Regions from separate parts of the Mus musculus genome. Here region 2 is linked to region 1. The links are chromatin loops, found by intact Hi-C in ENCODE. Cell type or tissue: left cerebral cortex. All regions are shown on one strand. Each heading gives the region's core, and the rest is flanking DNA. Links, peaks and the distances in the headings are about the cores only.

Region 1 (5,458 bases), core at 1,395-3,894:
TTAAAAACTTATGGGTCTCAGGTTTAATTATAGCATTAATTTTTTTTAAAAATCCTTCTTTGGTCATTCCCACTGCAGTGTCTGTGACATGCAGAAGGTTTTTCTTCTTGTTTCACTCACTTTTGACTTTTAGCTCTTCATTTGGAGAAAGTGAATTTTCATCACTTCATGATATTTGTCTTGTCTTCAATAAAGCATCTTACCCAAAGCATTTGAAGGCAGTTCTCTCTTGGAAAAAAAATCTAATTAAATGATTTGATCTTAACTTTCATCCTTGAGTTCATCTTGGAAGGAACTTTTCAGCTCCTCACTCACCCCCAGACAGAGCTTCTCTTGGTAGTCCTGGGCGTCCCAGTACAGTCTCAGTAGACCAGGTAGCCTTGAACTCACAGAGATCTGCCCGCCTCTGCTTCCTGAGTGCTGGGAGTGTGCATCACCATTCTTCACTCAAGTTTTCAGATTTTAAAATTCTCTCTTTGTGATGCACTTAATACTAAAAGTTGGTATCTTCTCTCTATAGTATATTTTAAAAACCTGTCCTTGAGTGTTTTTGGATTTACTCAGGCATTAACTTCATTCTCTGTTTTGACCTACTAAGATCAGCAGGGCACAGTACAAGGTGAACTTGAACCTTAACCCCTCATGGCACATGGACAATTGTAGAGAATTTTTAATCTAGCACCATAGCTGCTCTAGTAAGGAATCACATCCAAAAATATGATCTGACTGGAATACAGACATGTCACACACTGGTTATCCCTCTGGCTGGACTACAGACACATCTTTAGTACACACCATTAATTCTAAACAATAACCTCTAATTGAGACAAAATGAAAAATCAGAGAAAGATTTGACAGAATGTGTCAGAGGTAGGATATGCCCATGAGAACAGACAGGAAAGAGAGGTTACTTAAGAGCTGCACAGGGAGAGAGTAGAGTTCAGTTCAGTTTGGTTTAATTCAGTTCAGTTCAGTTCTGTACAGTGGAGTTACTTCATTTGAGTGCAGTTGAGGTCAGTTCAGAGCAGAGCAGTTGAGTTCACAGTCCTTCAGTGTGTGGAGTTCACAGGCAGTATTTCAGAGCAGTACAATTCAGTCAGAAGCCAAGAGGAGCCAATTTGAATCAGTTAGATTGGAGCGGAGTTTAAACCAGAACAGCTGAGTTGGACCAGCCAGCAAGAGTTCAGAAAGAGCTAGAAAGAGTGAGTTTATTCAGCAGTAAGTCATGGAGGCTGAAACACTTTAGGCCTAGGTTAGCAGATGGAGGCTGGAAGCTGGAGCCTTCAAGGTCCAGACCTGCAGAAGATTAGATTGTATGGAGGCTAGAAGCTTCCAGATCCAGACCTAGGGATAGATAGAATCACTCTGGCCTTAGCCCAAACCATAAAGTTTGGATATGGCTCCCATTTCAAACCTGAGAAAATAAAAGCTACATTTACATTCACAAACCACGAGTCAGAAGCCATCTCTGATTCGTCATTTCCGGAGGTCAGATCCTCATACTTCCAGGTGTGTGGTTACCCACCATACCCAAGCAGATGAAATTACTCTCATTCTACTTTTATTTGTGGGCTAGGAAATGGTCCATAGAATTTTAAAGCCTAATTACTTCAAGTTAACTTTGGTTCAATATCCCATTGAATATTAATATGATTTGTAGCCATAATTTAAGTGTGTATCTAAGTTAGGAATCTATGATACAGGTCCTCTGATGGCATTGATGCTAAATACTTGAGCTTCAAATTTAATGACCTTGAAGAATAAACAGCATTCAGACACTTAATCTTAGCTTCTTTTTAGTAATATAATTTTTTTAAAAAGATTTATTTATTTTATGTATATGAATACACTGTAACTATCTTCAGAAACACCAGAAGAGGACATCGGATCCCATTACTGATGGTTGTGAGCCACCATGTGGTTGCTGGGAATTGAACTCAGGGCCTCTGGAAGAGCAGTCAGTGCTCTTAACTGCTGCCCATATAATTTTATTTTTAAGGAACAGTTTTAGGTGGAGAGTAAAATTGAACCGAATGGGCAGAATTTCCACCTATCTCAGGATACCCACATATTCCAGGATACTCACATATTCCAGGATACCCACATATTCCAGGATACTCACATATTCCAGGATACCCACATATTCCAGGATACTCACATATTCTCCAGTATATGTATAATCTTCTGATTAACATTCTGAGACAGAGTACTGTGGTAGGACATTTTATTACATGATGAATTCCAAGACTGTTATTTACTGAAAAAATCCCATTTCTAGTTGTTCTTAGCCCTTAGTACATACCTTTAGTCCCTCTGGCTGGAATAGAGATATGCTCTTTGTACATACCTTTAATCCCAAACAACGAAGGTAAAGTTAGTTTGTAGAAAGAAGCACCCATGTTTGAAAGTGATAGCTAGTTGAGTGGCAGACAAAGTGACAAATCAGAGAAAGATTTGACACACTAGGACACGCCAAATCCTCAGGAGAAAAGAGAGGAAAGGGAAGCTACTTAAGAGAGCAGGGCAAAGAGGAAGGAAGGAGGCAGTTTTAGCTGGACAGTTGTACAGAGACAGGTCACAGAGAGAGAGAACAAGCTAGATACAAGTGAAGGAGCCAGGGAATGAGAAGGAACCAGAGATTAGAACACCCTGCCAAGTTAGAATGAGGCCAAGTAGAGTAATTCATTCAGGAAAAGCCAAGATAAACCAGACTGAATCATTTTCCATTGAGAAGAATTGAGCCAGAACAGCTGAGTTGAATCATCCAGCCATCGCTCAGAAAGAACCAGAAATAGTGAGTTTATTCTGCAGTAAATCTTGGATGCTGAAAATATTCTAGGCCTAGATTAGGTTGTATGGATTCTAGAAACTTTGATGTTTATGTATGTTCATGCCATCCCATACTGTTGGTTCTTCACTGGAACAAACATCTATTTAATTTGGAGTCTCTTTACTGTTAGGGCCCAATCCAATTTGTAAATAGGCTCTGTCATCAGGGGCGGCCTCCAAGATAAAGCACTGGTAGAATCAAACTTACCTCGCAGTAAATATTTTAGATAAGAATAACTGTACCTACATCCTATACAGGAGAGCAATCATGTTTCTTTGGCAGACTTTTGTAATTATTAACTATCAGCCTATCAACCCATTAAAGTCTTCCCCCTTCTCCCCCCCCCCCGCCCCTTTTTTTTTGAGAGAGGTTTACTCTGTGTAGGCCTGGCTGTCCTGGAACTAGCTCTGTAGATCAGGCTAGCAGGCTGGCTTCACCTGCCTCTGCCTTAGCAGTGCTGTGATGACTAAAGGTACGTGCAACCACTGCTCGGCTCCATTTAAGTCTCTTACACTCTCCCATCTTTAGAGTTAATTTTGAATGCTGAGTGTCAGAACATTATGCGCTATGTAAACTTGAGAATGATAGTTCAGCATTATCTAAAAGGGTAAAGCAAGAAAAGATAAAGATACAACTGAGGAGGGCTAGAAAAAGCAAATTAATTTTGTTGTCTATATTCTGTTAGTTACAGTGTTTTTCTAGGTTGTAATTACACAGTTAAGATTTTTTACAATTAACGAGCAAAAGCTTAAGTATATTAAAAAAAACAACCCTAGTTTCTCTGAAGCAAAAAAAAAAAAAAAAAAAAAAAAAGTTCTGGATTTTTTTCTTTTGGCTTGCTAGAGGAAGCAAACCCGAAGTTACCCATGTGCAAACAAAACAATAACAAAACCACAGAACAACACAAGAAGTCCAGTCTGGGTTCCTGGTCTAAGGGAAGAAGCTGAAGATAGCTTCTGATAACTTGCTGCTTTTCCTTGCCCTCTTAGCCATGCCAGGCTTCGACCTAGGGCTTAGACCTAAGGCTTCTAACACTTGGAACCTCTAGACGGTCAGTACCGCCCCCTGATCTGACGTAAACCCAATTCTGGCTGCGGATCCACCTTGAGCCGCGTTTCGGGGGCGGGACTTCCGTAGTAGTAGGCGGAGTCTCCGGCTGCCGCCCAGCTGGGGGTCGGGTCTGGGCGAGCGGCGGCAAAGGGCGGGGCGAGCGGCGGCGGAGGGCGGGGCGTGCCGCGGCGGAGGGCGGAGCGTGCCGCGGGGACTTCCCCTGGGTTGAGCTGCGCAGCGGGTGCGCGGGGAATGGGGCGGCGGGTCCGGGCGGCTTGGCACGCGGGTGGGCTTAAGCAGACCCTCTGTGTCCCCGGCAGGGTCTCTTATCTCCGGCTTCTCCTCCGTCGAGTGGGCGTTGCTGGGAGGTGGGGAGCCGCTCGGCCGCTATCCGCGCGATGGTAGCGAGCATGCGTGCGTGCGCGTGTTCCAGTGAGGCCGCGCGGCTGTCCCCTCAGTTCGTCCTCTTGTCTCCCTCAGTTAGGGAACCCGAACCCCGATCCGGGCGGGTAGCCGACCTCTTCTCCCCGCCCTGGGGGACCCACAGAGCGGCCGGGAGGGAGCGCTGCTCCTGGGGTGGTGAGCAGCTTGTGGGAGCTGCTCAGGCTGGAGCCACGGGATTTTAAAGGACCTGTCTCTGTCATTTTTACTTTTAGGATTTTGGCCAAATTGGGCGAGGGTACAATATTACCACTTACCCCTTCTCACCGAGGAAGAGCGGGAGAAAGGGTAAGTAAGTATTGCTCAGGGGCGGAAGGTGCCAGGACTCTTTTTCGAGTGGGGAAACTACCCTAGGCAACTTGGGTCCAAATTCCACTTTTTATCAGGAACTGGATAACCCACCTTCAAAGGTCACTTGTCCCAAGATCAAGCCTTTCTTCAGGTTCCAGAAGCCCGTAGAGCCGACTGGAAGTTTAGCAGCGTTTTAGACACCTGAGAGAAAACTCATTTCCTTTCAGACCCTCTTTAACCTGGCACATTGATGCTATAGTTCCTCTCAGGTCCCCTGTCTTCCTAGGTAGCATTCAGTAGTTCCTGACACAGTAGGGCCCTAGGTAATCTTGGCTCTGCTTGGCAGTTATCCCTCCGGGGACCTTACATTTTAAAATCTCAACAGTGGGGGAACGCACATGGGGCCACATACAGGCAATTTCATATACTTCTAGTTCTCAGGTCTTTCAGAATTACAGAGGAATTGGGGGAGGTCCTATCTCAGGCATTGAGGTGCTTTTCTGAAAAGCTGAAGTCCTGGGAAGTTGACTGATTTCAAGTTATCATCTCTCTTCATTGGTTCCTCCCTAAGACTTGCCCTTCTCCTAGTCTCTGTCTGGTGATAGGAAACACAGTTCCTTTCAGGTTCGAAACCCTCCAGTTTTACATTCATCTCCGCCAACTTTTACTTAAAACACAGGTTAGCTATAAGCAAGAACAGCAAGCCACAGGCTTGTTTACCCCCGAGAGAAAGCTAGACTTACCCTCAGTGCCCATCCTGGCACATGCCACATATGAACCTGACTTCCTTGAGAGGCAGATGTTCGCATATTATGAAAAACTAAGACATGGTTGTTTATTAAAGAG
Region 2 (5,458 bases), core at 1,178-3,677, 800 kb before region 1:
GTAATTTTAAAACTGTTCATATGTGGCCTGTGTTTAAGATTATTTGTACACAACTTTAAGCTTCTGTCTCTTAACTAACTGGTTTGGTTTCTTCATGATTCCAGGAAGGGGTTTGAAAGGGCAAGGAATGACTGACTGGCAGGACGCCTCAGTGGAAAAGGTGCCTGCTGCCAAGCTGTTGGCCTGAGTTCATCAAGCCCCAAGATCCACACAGAAACTGTGCTCTGACTTCCCTATCCATGTCTTGGTGTGCTCACATTCACGCACAAATAAGTAAATGCACTCTTAAAGCAAGGAAATTCATCTCGTAAGAATGTCTAACATCTAGGTCAAGCTTACCTTGTAATCCTGAGCTAATAACGAGCAGGCACTCTACATATGTGAAGTCCTCCTTATTTCTCAGAGTCTTACTATACAAACTTTTTTCCTTAAAAACCCTGTCTTTCCTGCTAAATCTGTGGCTTTACGTCTGCTATTCCAGCAATCAGAAGTCTAAGACAAGAAGCTGCCTTTGTTTGAGAACAGCTGATGCTACAGTGAATTCCAGAGCAGGCTACAGACTGAGACTGTCATAATAAACAAAATGAGAAAAACAAAAAAGAAAACATAAAACGTGAAAATCCACTCCTCAGATCAGAACACTGCTGTGTAAACTTATCCATGCATGTGAGATCAATTTTCTTGGTTTCCTACAACTCTCCAATTACTTACAAAGAATATAAATAAAAATCCAAGACCCTAGAGATTCACTTAAATCAGATTTATTCTCCCTGTCATCCAAACTTCAATAGAAAAAGTGGTTTCTAAGTAAAATTTTTGCTAACTTCCTTTCGGACTCAACTATTTAGGAAGTAAAACACACGTGGCTCAAGTAGAAAATTACAGAAAAGCATTCTCATCCAGTCCCACTTGCTAGAGGTAGCTTTTATGGTAACAATATCAAAGCTTGCAGTTTCAACAACCAAATCAATTACTTTCCTTTTATAGATGCTTCAAGTGTTTACATTACATATGCTAAAATGCAGTGTTTAAACTCGTATCTTTTCTATGAAAAAGAATTTAAAAGACAGCACTGATGCAGTCTGAGGGCAGGTCAATACACCTTGAGGCAAAATGTGTCTGTCCTAAGAAAAGAACAATACTTGTCAGGAAACTACAGAAAGGAAGGGTGTCTGTGAGGTGGAGACCTCTGTTAACATCTGTTTCCAAATTGTCAGTGTTTCTCCATTGTTTTCATCTTTTTAAAATGAAAACTTTAATAAGACTAGTAAGACTTTATGAAAGAACTCCGGTATTTATTCAGGAGGGAAAGCTTAAACAGAAGTAGCAGGAGCCTTGATTCAACCACAACTAGGTTACATGAACAGTATTTCATAACTTCACAATGAATTTCACCACGCATTCAGGAGAAAGGGAAAAAATATCTAAAGATACATTTCTATTTGTAATAGTCCATACCCAGCCAGTTATCACCTAACACATGATCAAGAGCTTTCAGCTCTCCAGACCCTGGAGGAAAACTTTTGCATTGCCAGTCTCCAATATTTAACATGAAAACTGGTCATTTACTTTTCTAATATCATTCGAATGATCAAAGAGTAGTAGCTAGGTCAACAAATACCTAATGGCTATTATCTTGGTGTGGAACGACTGGGGGCATTCCAATATTCAACTCCATAATCTTAACAATTACTTAGTGAGATGACTACCCATTTCAATACTACTCGACTTATGTCTTGTGTGCAGTCTTGTAGAAGGGACCTTCGGCTGCAATCATTTTTTTTTCTTCTCAACCATATGTTAAGAGAATCGTACATTCAGTTCAGCAATTAACCATCCAGAAAAAGCTTTGTCTTAGCATGGAAGGAAAAAAAAAAAAAACTTATCCCTAACTTTCCAGCCAATTGCAACCTCGGCTTCTCACCACCTCTTATCACTGCATGGAACCTATAGAATGCAGCACAAAGGAGAACGCGGTCGCTAGGCTGGCAGCACAAGGGCTGCGGGGGCTCCCGGTTTCTGCAGGTACCGGGTTAGGAGTGGAAGCCACGCTAAGGGTGGGGCGGTGGCCATGGCTTCCGACGCCTCTACCCCGCCTTAGAGGACCTGCGAGACGCGCAGGAAAACAGCGGGATGGAAGCCACTCGTGCCTCTGCGTCACCCTGGCCCCATCACGCAAAGCTCAGGCCTCGTGACGCAAAAGCCGGTCCAAGCCCGCTGGACGTTTGACACTCCCGAGAACTCCATGTTGGAGGGAGCGCCACAGGCAGCGCAACAGCGGCAAGCCACCGGCGCTCCGCCCCATCTCTAGCTCGATAAAGAACCGGACAGCAGGCAGCGACGTCTAGGAAGAACGCCAAGTCCTGGTCACCCTTATTCTGACTCTCCCTCCGGCCCAAGGTCCCAGTTCTCCCCGCCCCCAGGGCCGGAGCTCCAGCACTGCTCCCGCGTGCCAGCTCAAGAAGCGCGAGTCCCAGGGCATGATGGGAACTGCAGTTCAGCCGTACCACGCGCTATGCAGACTTGGGCGTCCGAAGCGAAGACCGAACTACAAGTCCCACCGCGCCCCAGGCCGGGGTCTCCCGTTCGGCCGGCCAGCCGGCTCCCGGGCGTGGGGACACCCCTCACCTGCCGTGGCCGCCGACGTCGCTGCCCCGGAGCCGCCGCCACCCCCGCCACCGCGGTGGGGAGCGTTCCGCTTCTTGTTCTTCGGCATCGTGGGCCGCCCGGTGCCGCCTACACTTGGAGCTCAGCGAGGATCAGCCGATGGAGCTGCACTGTCTACTCGTGCGTCTGTGCGGCGGGCGGCTGAGAGGCGAGTCTCGGGCTAACAAGAGAGGCGAGGAGCGGCGCGGGTGAGAAGCGGCAGCAGCAGCAGCAGAAATCCCCGTGAAGAGCTGCGAGCGGAAACGATACATGTTTCTCTCTAGCGCGGGAGCGAAGGCGGGGTGGCCAGACCACGACGCCTTAAGTAGCCAGACGGCGGCTTGTCGTCACCATGCGTGGGCGGGCCTCCATCGCTCGCTGGCCAATCGCTGCAGATCTCCCCACCGCGGCGTCCACTGGGGCGGTGCCTGCATTCGGACTCCCATTCCCAGAGCCTCAGTCTGCCCTCGGTGCCTGGGCTGCTATGCCTTAGGGCCGCGTGGAGCTTTGGGAGATGTAGTTAGCGAGAGGGCGCGGCCTTCTCCGGGCTCCTCCCAGTCCGATTGCGTCGTGACCTCGTCCCAACGAGGCGTCCGCCCTGGAATTCACCCGGGTAGTCACCGCGATGAGCCATGCGGCAGTTATGCAGCTTGATGAACGTCAGCTTGTAAGATCACGTGTAACAACCTTTCCCCTGCTAATATGAGGCCCCTGTCCAAGCACAACCATACCCTCCTGTGGGTTTAGGGACGTGGGCTCCCCACCCTCCAAAAAAAGTATGCTTTCAGCTACTTCAACTTGTATTGTTCGTGGACCTCATATTCTAGACTAATATCTCAAATAACGAGACTGATGATTCAGTCTCAGATTTTCTTACAAAGATGTGACCTTGATTCCACCTGCCAGTTTGGAGGTCAGTTTGGGATAAGAGTTTATGAGAAGTTCGCAGCTGGCAAAACATACATGAGTTATATCAACAGTCGCAAAGGGGTTTATTTTCTCAAGGTGCTCCCGTTGATCTGTTTTCCGTGTCGCAACACCCAGTCCTGTTTTCAGGAGCTGCTAGTAGGTTCCTATACTGTCCATATGACAGAACAAACTCACTGACTCGTGCAAGTGACTCACTCTGCACTCCACCTCTCACCTCGGCTTCATTCTATTTCAAGTGATGATAGTAAGTCTTTCTCCGTCTTAATGTCCCTCTTGTACCTTAAGCCAACTTAAATTTTTCTCTCCTTTTCTTTACTGCCATATTCTTAATAGTTAATATATTATCTTCCCCCATATTCTGTAATTTATTCACCGTAATTTATTCAGTTTGTTCATAGTGCCCCCCCCCCAGCAATTGATTTTAAAATGAAACTCAGGGCTGTATCTTGATCTCTAGCCATACATAGCTTCAGTTCATACCAGGTCACCCATTTCAATGTTTCATGCCCAGGAAGGCTGATTATTTACTCAAGTGTCTTGTTTGACTAATCCACCTATGTTTATAGTTGTTCCAGAACCTCACAGACTGCCAGTCCTCCTAACCTAGCCTCTCTCACTGCTTTCTAGATATCTTGTTCTTCTCCTGAACTCAACTGGTCTTCGTTTCCAGTACAGGGCTCTTTTTGTTACTTTGACTTCATTGTTCATGAATGCCCTAACCCACCCCCCATCTTCATCTTAAGAATTATCTCTGTCTATCAAGACCAGCTCAAACACTATCACCTTCACGAAGCTTCGTCCTCACAAGTCTTTGACTTGGTAACGCTCTGCTGCCACTCTCTGTTCCTACAGATCGATCACAGATGGACTGTTCACAAAGATTCGATTGGAAGAGCAACGTTCAAGGTTTGCTTTACTCTGTGTTCTCTTGAAGAACAAGTAAACTGCACAGAGCATGGCTACCAAACTGGGACGCAGACATGGACACAGGCCCCCACTGAGTCCCTTGTGTCTGGACAGGCACACCTGAAATCTGACATGAAGTGAGGGTTCTCAGTAGGTGAGGCAAAGAGCTATACATGTTGACACACCTTATAACCACAAGCTTAATTCTCAAGATAAGTTGATATACAGAACAGTAACTTGCTACTCTGTGAACCCCATCACCCAGGTGTAATAGCGTCTAGACTTTGAAAATGATGCCTTACCAGAGTTTGCGATGGGTGTGTTCTTTTTGTATCCACTCATGTGTACACAGGGGCTTTTCTTGGACAGCCTGTTCAGAGCCTACCATATCATACAGTGCTTCTTTTACATTCATTTGTGAACACTTCTATCATGTCATGAAATTATCCACTTCCTCAAGACAAAAATCCCTGTTTGCATCATCTCTCTATTCCTTATGGCAAATAAATAAATATTAAAAAAGCTCGCAATTTATGTTCACAACTTAAACTCTAGAAATTACAAATCACCATCCGTGTGCGTGAGCTTTTTAGAGATAGCAGAAGTGTTAACCTTGTGTTCCACGTTGTCCAGCTGAACTTTGATTTAATGAACCTTAATGAGCTGGCAGTCATCCGTTTCCCAGAATCCTCTGGTCCAGGTTTTCACTTAGGACCACCAAATGCTCAAGGACTGATACCCAGCCAGCAGAGGGCACCTTCTGCTGATTTCCCCTGCTGCCTGTTTTCAGTTGTTTTGACTGAATTTCTTCTCTAAAACCTCATTCTGCCCACTGAACTCCTTCTATAGTTCACACGAGATAGATGGGGGGCGGGGGGTGGGGGAGGGAGAGAGAGAGAGAGAGAGAGAGAGAGAGAGAGAGAGAGAATATTTCAGTAACGAAGCTAGAAAAAAAATATGATTTTTTTTTTTGACC

Evidence for each region. Hi-C counts contacts between places; a loop is a spot of excess contacts. Peaks named below come from ENCODE experiments on the same cell type or tissue, not always from the same donor. Only the 100,000 strongest peaks of a DNase experiment are listed, where the experiment ranks them.
Region 2: it touches region 1 in a loop (3-fold over the local background); 7 of 42 quality-filtered maps call a loop at or near these places.

Annotation. Positions count from the first base shown.
Region 1 is chr12:41,020,025-41,025,482 of GRCm38, forward strand. It overlaps Immp2l (IMP2 inner mitochondrial membrane peptidase-like (S. cerevisiae)), which reads left to right and starts at 4,066. Exons shown (of 7, transcript NM_053122.4): 1 at 4,066-4,121; 2 at 4,537-4,609. It also overlaps the pseudogene Gm18954. In left cerebral cortex, for the core only: no CTCF peak of the experiment used is centred there; DNase peaks (open chromatin) are centred at 2,717 and 3,285; H3K4me3 peaks cover 236 bases.
Region 2 is chr12:40,220,241-40,225,698 of GRCm38, forward strand. Ifrd1 (interferon-related developmental regulator 1) reads right to left here and starts at 2,949. Exons shown (of 12, transcript NM_013562.2): 1 at 2,629-2,949. The coding sequence starts at 2,716. Mir1938 (microRNA 1938) reads right to left here and starts at 2,571; the gene lies at 2,472-2,571. Gm7008 (predicted gene 7008) reads left to right here and starts at 3,124. Exons shown (of 3, transcript NR_045157.1): 1 at 3,124-3,313; 2 at 4,429-4,482. In left cerebral cortex, for the core only: CTCF peaks have their summits at 1,482 and 2,476; DNase peaks (open chromatin) are centred at 2,495 and 3,083; H3K4me3 peaks cover 2,500 bases; H3K27ac peaks cover 2,120 bases.